3 separate regions of the Homo sapiens genome follow, and regions 1 and 2 are each linked to region 3. A link is a contact called in ENCODE Hi-C data. All regions are on one chromosome and are shown on one strand. The core of a region is the stretch at or near the end of the contact, and the rest is flanking DNA. Distances in the headings are between cores, read along the strand shown.

Evidence for each region. A loop is a pair of places that touch in the nucleus more often than their neighbours do. Pooled maps may share reads with other maps.
Region 1: a map of ascending aorta shows a loop between it and region 3 (2.6-fold over the local background). The contact joins the promoter of TBX18 here to the promoter of TBX18-AS1 in region 3. A Hi-C loop is called at or near these places in 1 of 168 maps with a recorded cell type or tissue (ascending aorta) and 3 of 50 pooled maps.
Region 2: a pooled map shows a loop between it and region 3 (1.9-fold over the local background). The contact joins the enhancer-like site here to the promoter of TBX18-AS1 in region 3. A Hi-C loop is called at or near these places in 1 of 50 pooled maps.

Annotation. Positions count from the first base shown.
Region 1 is chr6:84,763,245-84,766,415 of GRCh38, reverse strand. It overlaps TBX18 (T-box transcription factor 18), which reads left to right and starts at 1,818. Exons shown (of 8, transcript NM_001080508.3): 1 at 1,818-2,526. The coding sequence starts at 2,235. All of the region lies in intron 1 of LOC124901353 (a long non-coding RNA gene), which reads right to left. RefSeq lists enhancers at 1,611-1,905, 1,917-2,500, 2,501-3,085.
Region 2 is chr6:84,617,651-84,620,526 of GRCh38, reverse strand. No RefSeq gene overlaps it. Among named protein-coding and RNA genes, the nearest start is that of TBX18-AS1, 70 kb to the left of the region's middle. Within about 2 kb of position 1,571, at least 4 of the 41 ENCODE cell types and tissues checked have a DNase peak (open chromatin) inside an H3K27ac peak, as active enhancers do.
Region 3 is chr6:84,687,575-84,690,826 of GRCh38, reverse strand. TBX18-AS1 (TBX18 antisense RNA 1) reads right to left here and starts at 1,369. Exons shown (of 3, transcript NR_125877.1): 1 at 1,266-1,369.

The DNA of each region.
Region 1 (3,171 bases), core at 569-3,068, 75 kb before region 3:
CGGAGCTTGGAGACCCACTAGGGACCACACAGCTCTAAACCGGTCGCAAAGCCTTCATTTTGTAAAATGCAAAACACCTCCTCCCAACTGAGTTTGTTTCTCAGGCGTCTAAAAGAGGCTTCCTCCGCAAGGATATTACAAAATCATTTTTGACCTCAAGGCTGCCAGGTTTGGCTGGGCGGCTTGCTCGTGCCTCTGCTCATCGCCTGCCAGGTTCCTACTCCCGCTGTGGTGTCCGGCCTCCAGGAACCGCGCGTTCTCTTCTACAATAAAAGGATCAGTCTCAGTGGCGGATCTACCCCCAAATGCTACTCTACTGAAAGTTTACAGAGAAGTCAGAGATAAAAGGGCAGCCAACGGTTGCGGAGATTGAATTAAACGAGGGACGAGGGAGAGGAAAAAATTCCTTTGTCATATATATATATATATATATACACACACACACATATGGAGACAGAGAGAGAGACAGAGACGGAGTCTTGCTGCGTCGCCAGGCTGGAGTACAGTAGCGCGATCTGGGCTCACTGCAACCTCCGCCTCCCGAGTTCAAGCGATTCTCCTGCCTCAGCCTCCCGAGTAGCTGGGACTACAGGCGTGCACCACCACGCCCAGCTACTATTTGTATTTATTTATTTATTTAGTAGAGACGGGGGTTTCACCATGTTGGCCAGGATGGTCTCGATCTCTTGACCTCGTGATCCGCCCGCGTAGGCCTCTCAAAGTGCTGGGAATACAGGCGTGAGCCACCGCGCCCGGCCTGCCGTGTATTTTATACAAAAGATGGAGTAATATGCACGATTAATTTTATTCCACAAGAGATTTGCTCTATTTATACCAAACATATATATATATATTTGTTAATCCTAACAAAAAGTCGAGTTGAAACTACAAAACAAATTGTACAAATATATATGTTTGGTGTCATTTAATTAAAAAGCACTGATTTTATTAAATTTGTTTTAAATACATCAATGGACTCCTTAAAAGCCTGAAGTAACGATTGTAAATTGTCAACAGTAGGACAAATATAAACTTACTTAAATCACAGAGAAGTTTTTCAAATGGGGAATTTTATTGCGTCTTCATACTTATTTCATTTTGCGAAGTTTTAAGGGGTTTTAAAGTTGTCCATATCGTTAAAGACGTACAGAATGAAAATCCCATGACCTACGTTTTAAAATAACTACCACTCTTTGAAAGAAAAGGTGGGCTGCGGAAAGGGCGTGCTTTTTCTGACATTTATATGACGGACTGAGCGTTAACGTAACATTTTGCACTCCTAAAGGATTTACATATTTCTTAACCTGGTATCCCCTAAGAAAAAAATCACGGAGTAAAGTTTAAATAAGCCTAAGCCATATCTGGCGCAGACTGAGTGCAGGAACATTTAAATGAGAAAGGAGGGGCCTGCGAATTCTTCCCAGCTTCCCAATATTCTGAGTTGTAGCAACATTAAGCGATACGGAAGTGGGACGGCAATTTACGGAACCTTGAAAGATTCCTGATTTTCTAACTTGTTGAACGTCTAGTTTAAAGCCGGGAACTTCCGCCTTTCCAGGTCCTGGTGAGGAAAGCTGGAGACTACGGGGCTGGACTCAGCTACGGACGTCAGAGAGACAGAGTTCAGCGTCCGTGTGGCTGGCACATCCAAGCCAGACAGCGGCGCTTTTCACTCCTGGTTTTTCGCTACCTTGTAAGGAAGTGGGCGCGGGCTGCGCGGAGTCGGCGCCTCCTGATTGGCCGGCCGTCTGGGTGATGGACAGGGACCCGGGCTCCGCCCCCGCCGCTTTATTGACACTAATGAGCAAGTTCTTCCCACCGCTCTCCTGCCTGGAAGTGCTGACAGATCAAGGCAACAAATTTCAATTACAATCCCTAATTTGTGTCCACAGAGTGTTTTTTACCCATGTTAGTCCTCTCTGGCGCATCAGTTGAGGCAGACCTCGGAGCAGCAGGAGGAGGTGGAAGGGGTGGGAGCAAAGGAGTGCATCAGTGAGAGAGCGCGCGAGAGAGACCCAGGAAAGGAGACTTGGCCGGCGCGTCGCCGGTTCCTGGATCCCAACACAAGCGAGAAAGCGGAAACGCCAAATCTGTTTTTTGCCCGCGGTGGGGAAGGGGGCAGATCTCGGGAGGCCCCGAGAGCCTTTTAGTTTTTGGTGGGGGAAGAGCGAGAGCGCGCGTGTGCCCGCGTGAGTGTATATGAGAGAGGGGCGGGCGGGCGCGGGGCGGGGGGGATGGCCGAGAAGCGAAGGGGCTCGCCGTGCAGCATGCTAAGCCTCAAGGCGCACGCTTTCTCGGTGGAGGCGCTGATCGGCGCCGAGAAGCAGCAACAGCTTCAGAAGAAGCGGCGAAAACTGGGCGCCGAAGAGGCGGCGGGGGCCGTGGACGACGGAGGCTGCAGCCGCGGCGGCGGCGCGGGCGAAAAGGGTTCTTCTGAGGGAGACGAAGGCGCTGCGCTCCCGCCGCCGGCTGGGGCGACGTCTGGGCCGGCTCGGAGTGGCGCAGACCTGGAGCGCGGAGCCGCGGGTGAGTGGGCCCCTTCCTGCCTATAACTTCTCTCCGGCGCGAACCTGAACTTCTGCGAGTCTGTGGGTGTGCGTGCGCGCCGCGTCCCTACATGGCCAAGGCCACTCAGCCACTAGCGCATTGGCCGTGTCAGTCGCAAAGCTCGCCGCGCAACCTGGTCACCCTCCAGACGGTTCAGATACTGCTTCCAGGCTCGCCTCGCGGGCGGCCGCCGCCCACTCGGCGACCCGCGCCTTCGGCCGCGGCTGTTTGCTGCGCCTAGCGGTGCAGCTCTGTGCTTCCTGCATCTGCCTCCCTTGGGGTTCCAGCCAATGGGTGCTCTTTTTTGTTTCCTAACTTTTAAAAGCACAGGGCGGGGAGGAGGGGAGCGACGGCATACCCCACCCTGAAACCGGAACGAATGCCCTAAACCGTTTGTGCAAACCAGGAAGAGGGCGGCATATTTGGAAACTTGGTTTCCCGAAGGGTAGTTGAGCGGTTCCCTTCCCTTCTCCTCTTGATTTCTCTGCCAAGGCCGACGGCGACCGCGGGCTTGCTTTTCACACTTTTCTCTGCTGGGCTGGAAGCGCAGGGCGCCGGGAGTTTGGCGAAAGCGGGGTCTGAAGAGCCTTCTAGAAGATGCCTCCGGCCCGGCCCAAAAGAAGG
Region 2 (2,876 bases), core at 322-2,821, 71 kb after region 3:
ATGGTCTTACTTATATGTGAACTCTAAAAAAATTTATCTTAATGGAAGTAGAGAGTAGACATGGACATAAAAATGGCAACAATAGACACTTGGGATCACTAGAGGTAGGAGGGAGGAAGCGGGGTCAGGGGTTGAAAAATTACCTATCGGGTAGTATGCTCAGTACCTGGGTGATAGGATCATTCATACCCCAAACTTCAGCATCATGCAATATGTCCAGATACCAAACCTGCCTATGTACCCCCTGAATTTAAAAAAAAAGTTGGAAAAAAAAAGAAAAGAAGTGGAGAGTAGAATAATGATTATCAGAAGCTGGAGAAGTGATGGGGGAGGGGATGGGGACAGGTCGGTCAACAGGTAAAAGTTACAGTTAGGATAGAGGAATAAGTTCTGATGTTCTATTGCACAGCAAGGTAACCATAGTTAACAAACAAGTAATTTCAAAATAGCTAGAAGAGAGGATTTTGAATGTTTCAACCACAAAAAATAATAAATATTTGAGGTGATGGACCTGCTAATTACTTTGATTTGATGGTTATGCAGTGTACACATATATCAAAACATCACATTGTACCCCATAATGTGTATAATTATTATGTGTCAACTAAAAATAAAATTAAACTTAAAAAAAAGGACAAGGACAGCATGCTCCCACTTATTTGTGGAATACAAAATACTTGAACACATAGATAGTGGAATGGCAGTTACCATGAGTTGGGAAAAGGATCTGGATGGGGAAGAGGAGATGTTGATGAAAGGGTACAAAATTTCAGTCAGACAGGAAGAGTAAGCTTTAGTGACCTATTGCACCAAATGGCAACTATAATACATAATAATGCTTGTATATTTCAAAATTACTAAAATAGTAGATTTTAAATATTTTCACTGCAAAAAAATGATGAGTATGTGAGGTGATACATTTGATAAAACTTGATTTAGTATTCCGCAATGTAAACATGTATCGAATTATCACATTATACTCCATAAATATGTAATATATACAATTATTTTTGTCAATTAAATAATGAGAATAAAAGGGTCAGGGATTCTCAGTGTTGGCTGCTTGCTGATATCATGCTGAAATGTGGATCTCCTCAACGTTGTCGGGTCTCTCGACTGTTAAAGAGAAGTCAAATATCTGTATTTTCAGGTGAATTATCTGATTTTAAAAAATTTGTAACTAAATATTTTTTAAACCCTCACAGCCCCCCTAGCAAAGTCTACTGGAGTGATTTGACTCACTCTGTTTCAGAATTTTCTTACGGCATTTCATTCATTGTTCTAAATAGGTGACTCAAGGGTGTTTGCTAATTAATGATCCTAGAATCACCCCACACTCTGCCAGTGTATAACATATTCAGTGCTCGGTCTCTTAAAATGTTTGGGGTTTTGATAACTGTGTAAAACAAACCTGCCACATTCCCTCATAATCAGGAACTCGCCTCTGTTGAAAACGCCTTGGTGATGCTGAAACCTAAATGTCCTACGCTCCATTTCTCTTGGGACTATCAAACTGAGTGCAGCCTGACTGCAGCAGCTCAGCCGCAATCAGCTGCAATCTCAGTAATGCCCTTCTCTGCAGGGAGTCACTGGGAGGCCTGGAAGTAAGAGAGAGTTTAACAGCTCCTGGGATGCAGAGCATTGAGGCAGTTTCTTCTGAAAGTCCATAAAACAAATCGTGTGGGCCTTTTTTCTTCTTTTTCATCATGTTTTCATGTGAAAAAAAAAATGCTATGGCCCAATTCTCCCTTAGACTGATTTGGAAAAATTGCTCTTCACCCTTCCAGTCTTCTTCCTTCTCTTCCCCTCCTGTGTTCTGGTTCTGGTTCTCTTCACGTTAGGAAGTGGTGATAAAACTGTGTATCTTACAACCCACCAGCACTTGACTGGCACTCTAGAGGGTCACAGAGTAAATAGGTGTCTGATAAAACGTGTGTCTGAAGACCTTGGCAACCTTTGAAAGCCTGTGTCAGAGGGCTGGGCTTGTGCTTCTAGGGAAGCTTGTTGTAACAGGCGGTGTACTTTCTCCTTTCATCAGCTTCTGTAGTAGCTTGATAGCATTTTTAGAAGTTCATTTAGGGGACGATATGAGTGAAGTTTTGAACAAAATCAAGGCTACTTTTCCTCTTTTCTGAGTGCGATGTCTTTAGAACTTGCTAATTAGAGAGCAGGCAACAAAGAGATGCCTGAGTCATTGTCTCCAAAGATAGTAAAACTAAACTCTGAAGAAAAATATGTTTTTGGAAATGCTCACAACTTAGTCACTCTTTTAAAATACAATTGACGTAACCACTTTTCCTTTTGGGCCTCTCCTGAAACAACAGTTAAATACATGAGTCAAGCCAAAGGCTCATTTTCCCGTTTGCTGGGCATGATGGGGTAATTGCCCAGACTCTCATTAAACGGTTCCAATTTTGGTGCTGATTCCAAAGGTCTCCAGGTAGATCCAGAAGTCCTTTGGACAAGCAAAATTTTGCCAGCAATGATGATTTATTTTTAGAAAGAGAAGCAATGAGTTTCCTTCTGAACAGAAAATGCAGCATGAAATCAAAAGACCTGGGTTGGAAATCTGGCCCTGCTCTTTATTACAATAGCTGTGTGTCTTTGGGCTCTTTAACATTTATGAGTCTATTTTCTTAATAATATAATTGGGATAATAATTCCTAACTGACAGGGTTGTTGTGAGAATTAAATGAGATAATTGAGAAAGTGCCTAGGGCTTGGGAAAAAGCAGGTGCTCAATAAACGCACATTCATTCATTCATTCTTTCATTAACATGCCAAACAAACAATATTTCTCAACAAAAATTGGCACTATTTGATCTTAATGAGTAACATAAATTTAAAAAAGGACAAAGTTGATTATTTATAGTATT
Region 3 (3,252 bases), core at 120-2,619:
ATAGAGCCAGTAGTGAGCTGGTAAATGTGGAACAATTGGCTCTCTGAAGACAAAGCCCTAATTTGTGGCATTTGCCAATTTCCATGGTGTAAATAGTCCCACCATGAATGATTTCAAGCTACCTACATGAAGTCACTGAACTTCATATTGAGCAAAGGATCAGAAGTGAAAGGAAAGGAATCGGAAAGGATACCTAGAAGGACATACCAACGAGATCAAAGGAAAACTAAGAGAGTGCTGTATTCTGAAAGCTAAGTTAATAAAGTGTTTCAAGGAGGGAGGGAGTGATCATATTAATGGAGAATATTAGTACTCACTAAATATCCATGTTTATTTCATTGATATGAACCTCCTTATGTTAGGTTGGTGTTGTGTGACTAGATTCTGGCTAATGGGGTGGATATCACAGTCCTTCCTGACTTTAAGTAATTAGAAGGAACCAAGGGCCAACCTACTGAAATAGAAGATTCCCCCGTGGCTAGCAAAGTTATATAAGACTCCAACAGACATTTTATGATGTCTACTGTGTCCTGGGCACAGTGCTACTCCCAAAGAATAAAACAGTGAGTAAAACAGGAATTTTGAAATGATTGTGTAGCAGTTATACTCTTGTTTCAAGTGTTTTCAAGTCACAAGACCATGTAGCTCAGTTCTATAAACAACTACTTTAACAGTGGCATATTCCCAAAGGATCATTCTTTATGGGTACCAGAGTATAGCAATACATGTATGTCCCTTCTCTTATTCCTTCTCTACATCAAGCAAACATAGCCCTAGGCACTGAAACATAGCCCCAGGCTTCTCTAGAAACTAATTTCTTCAGTGTTGAAGGCCATTGATCTCTACTGCTTTTTTGTTTTGCTATAGTGAGTCACATTGTACTTCAGTGCTGGCAGTGGTTAGGTCCTGTATCAGGTGAGATAAAAACACGAATACACTTGCACATTAATACATGAACATAAATGTACACAAAATTTCAATGGCCTCAAGTCACATAAAAATAGATTCATATTCATTAGTGTAGTGTATGAGGTCTGGAATGGACCCACCCAGAGTGTAGGCTTATCAGAATGGTGTCTGTATAGCTTACCAAATTCCACATGAGTAGAGCTAGAGGAAATCTGAGAGATCATTCAATCCAGTGTTTATCAAACATTCTTCTAGACACAATACATAGAACTATATTTTAAGACACACACATGCACACACAAAAACAGAAACACACACACACCTAACTGAAACAAAAGTCTCAGGAAAGAATATACCATGCAGAAGAGGACTCCAGTCTGCTGGCTGGGTCAGAGCCCAGCTGAGGCAGGCAGGGGATATAAGGAAGAACCAGCACCCCTTTCTCCTCAGGCACCCCTACACCCACACTAGGTCTCTCCTGATGAATTGAGGTGGACAGTGACCTCACAATGCACTTAAAGGGCAGGACAACTGACAGCATCCTATACAATGGACTGTGGAGCTGTGTCTGGGTGGCACTGTCTACAGCTTGTACCACCTTGGCTGGGTTTTCTTCTAGAAGAAGTGAGATCAAGAAGCCTGGTAGACCTGGGGAAGTTGTAAAAACATCAATGAATGCTGGCTTCTGTGAACACCAATAAAAAAAAAATGAAGCAGTGTGATATTTTCTATCCTGTCCTGTCCTAAGCTATCTTATCCTATGTTCCATCCCATCCCATCCCATCCCATCCCATCCCATCCCATTCCCTACTTTATCCCTTATCTTATCCTCTTTCCTTTCCAAGCATTGCCTGTTGCAACTGACTAAATTGACTTTATGTCCCACAAATGGCTCCAAATCACAGTGTGAAAATACTGTTTTAGACCAACCCCCTAATTTAATGGAAAGAAAAACTGAAGCTTAGCGACAACAAATAGTTTTTCAAGGTCACAGTTATTGCAGAGCTAGGACCAGAGCCTAGGTACCCTGGTCCAGAGGGTTTTGTTCTTATTGGAGGGCTATCTGCACCTCTCTTTGAATCTCTTGGAATAGGGAGATAAGGAGAAGAAGGAAACATAAATTGATGGCTATGCCCTGCCTTCTCCGTTCTGCTTATCCCTGGTCAAGGTTGCCAGAGAATTCAGGCCCTTCAGAGCCAGCTGAGATGTGCTGAATGCTAAGTGATTCCTCATCTGATTCCTTGCTCCAGAATACAGGGACTTGAAGACAGACTACATTTTTCCTGAGCGAGACAATTTGGTCTCAAGGGAAACCAAACTGTAGCACAGAATGTGAGGTGAGTTTGCCCTTGCCCTTTCATTTATCTTCCTTTAATCAAACAGACTAAACGTTTTCATTGGAAAGAGAAGATTGTTATCCTTGGCTTTCTTGTGTCTCCAGCAGTATTTTTCTTAGGAATGTGTTAATAGCTGTAAAAATTTTAACACGTCTTCAAGTGCCTCTCATGTTAGGAGATTCTTCTCAGTTGTGGGAAAAGTTGTTGTCAGATTGCCCAGTATTTAAGTGAAATCAAAATGTTTCTGACAGGTTGATTATGCTCTTTCTTCAAATGCCCTGTCTTTTCAGAGTATGCAGCCAGATGCTTCGGAGGGAGAGACATTTTTCTTGCCAATCCCGATTCCTTCAGTCCTCAATCACTCCCCAGAAAGTTAGGCTCAAAAGACGGTTAACTTCAGGAAAAGTTAAGAAAAGATTTGGGTGTTTTCAGTTTCAAGATAGTGTGGTGCTTGGCCCTTTTGTAAAGAGCTTATTTGCTCTGGTCACCAAACTTCTTTACCTTTATGTTTTGTTTAAAGAAACAAGAACATTTAAGTAACAAATATGGAGTGTGTTACGTAGAAGGCAGTTCCAGAAGAAGTTGAGAGCCAAATGTGCAAATATAGGAGGGAGATTCCTAAAAATTGCTGTTAAAGTTTTTGTTACCCCAAAATTTATTAATTATTTAATGGAAATAAAAGAGGAAAGGAGGAACATGAATTCATCTAAGATTACATATTCCTGAGTGTTACATTGAAAGAGAAAATTGGCTCTGAAAGTGGGATACCTTTGCTTTGAGAGAACAATTAAGCAAAGCCCTTCTTCCCCTGTCTGCCTTGCTGAGTTTTCTCTATGACGTTTCCTGTTCGAGTGTCCACATGCTTCCCTTCTAACACCTCCCCTTTCTTTCTTGTTCTACAGAGAGAGCAACAATAGGATGGAATGCATAAAATCCTTCCCCAGAGCAAGCTTCTCCCACTTCTTGAAAGGCTTTATTTTTATATAGCCTCTGGAAGCCAGACAAA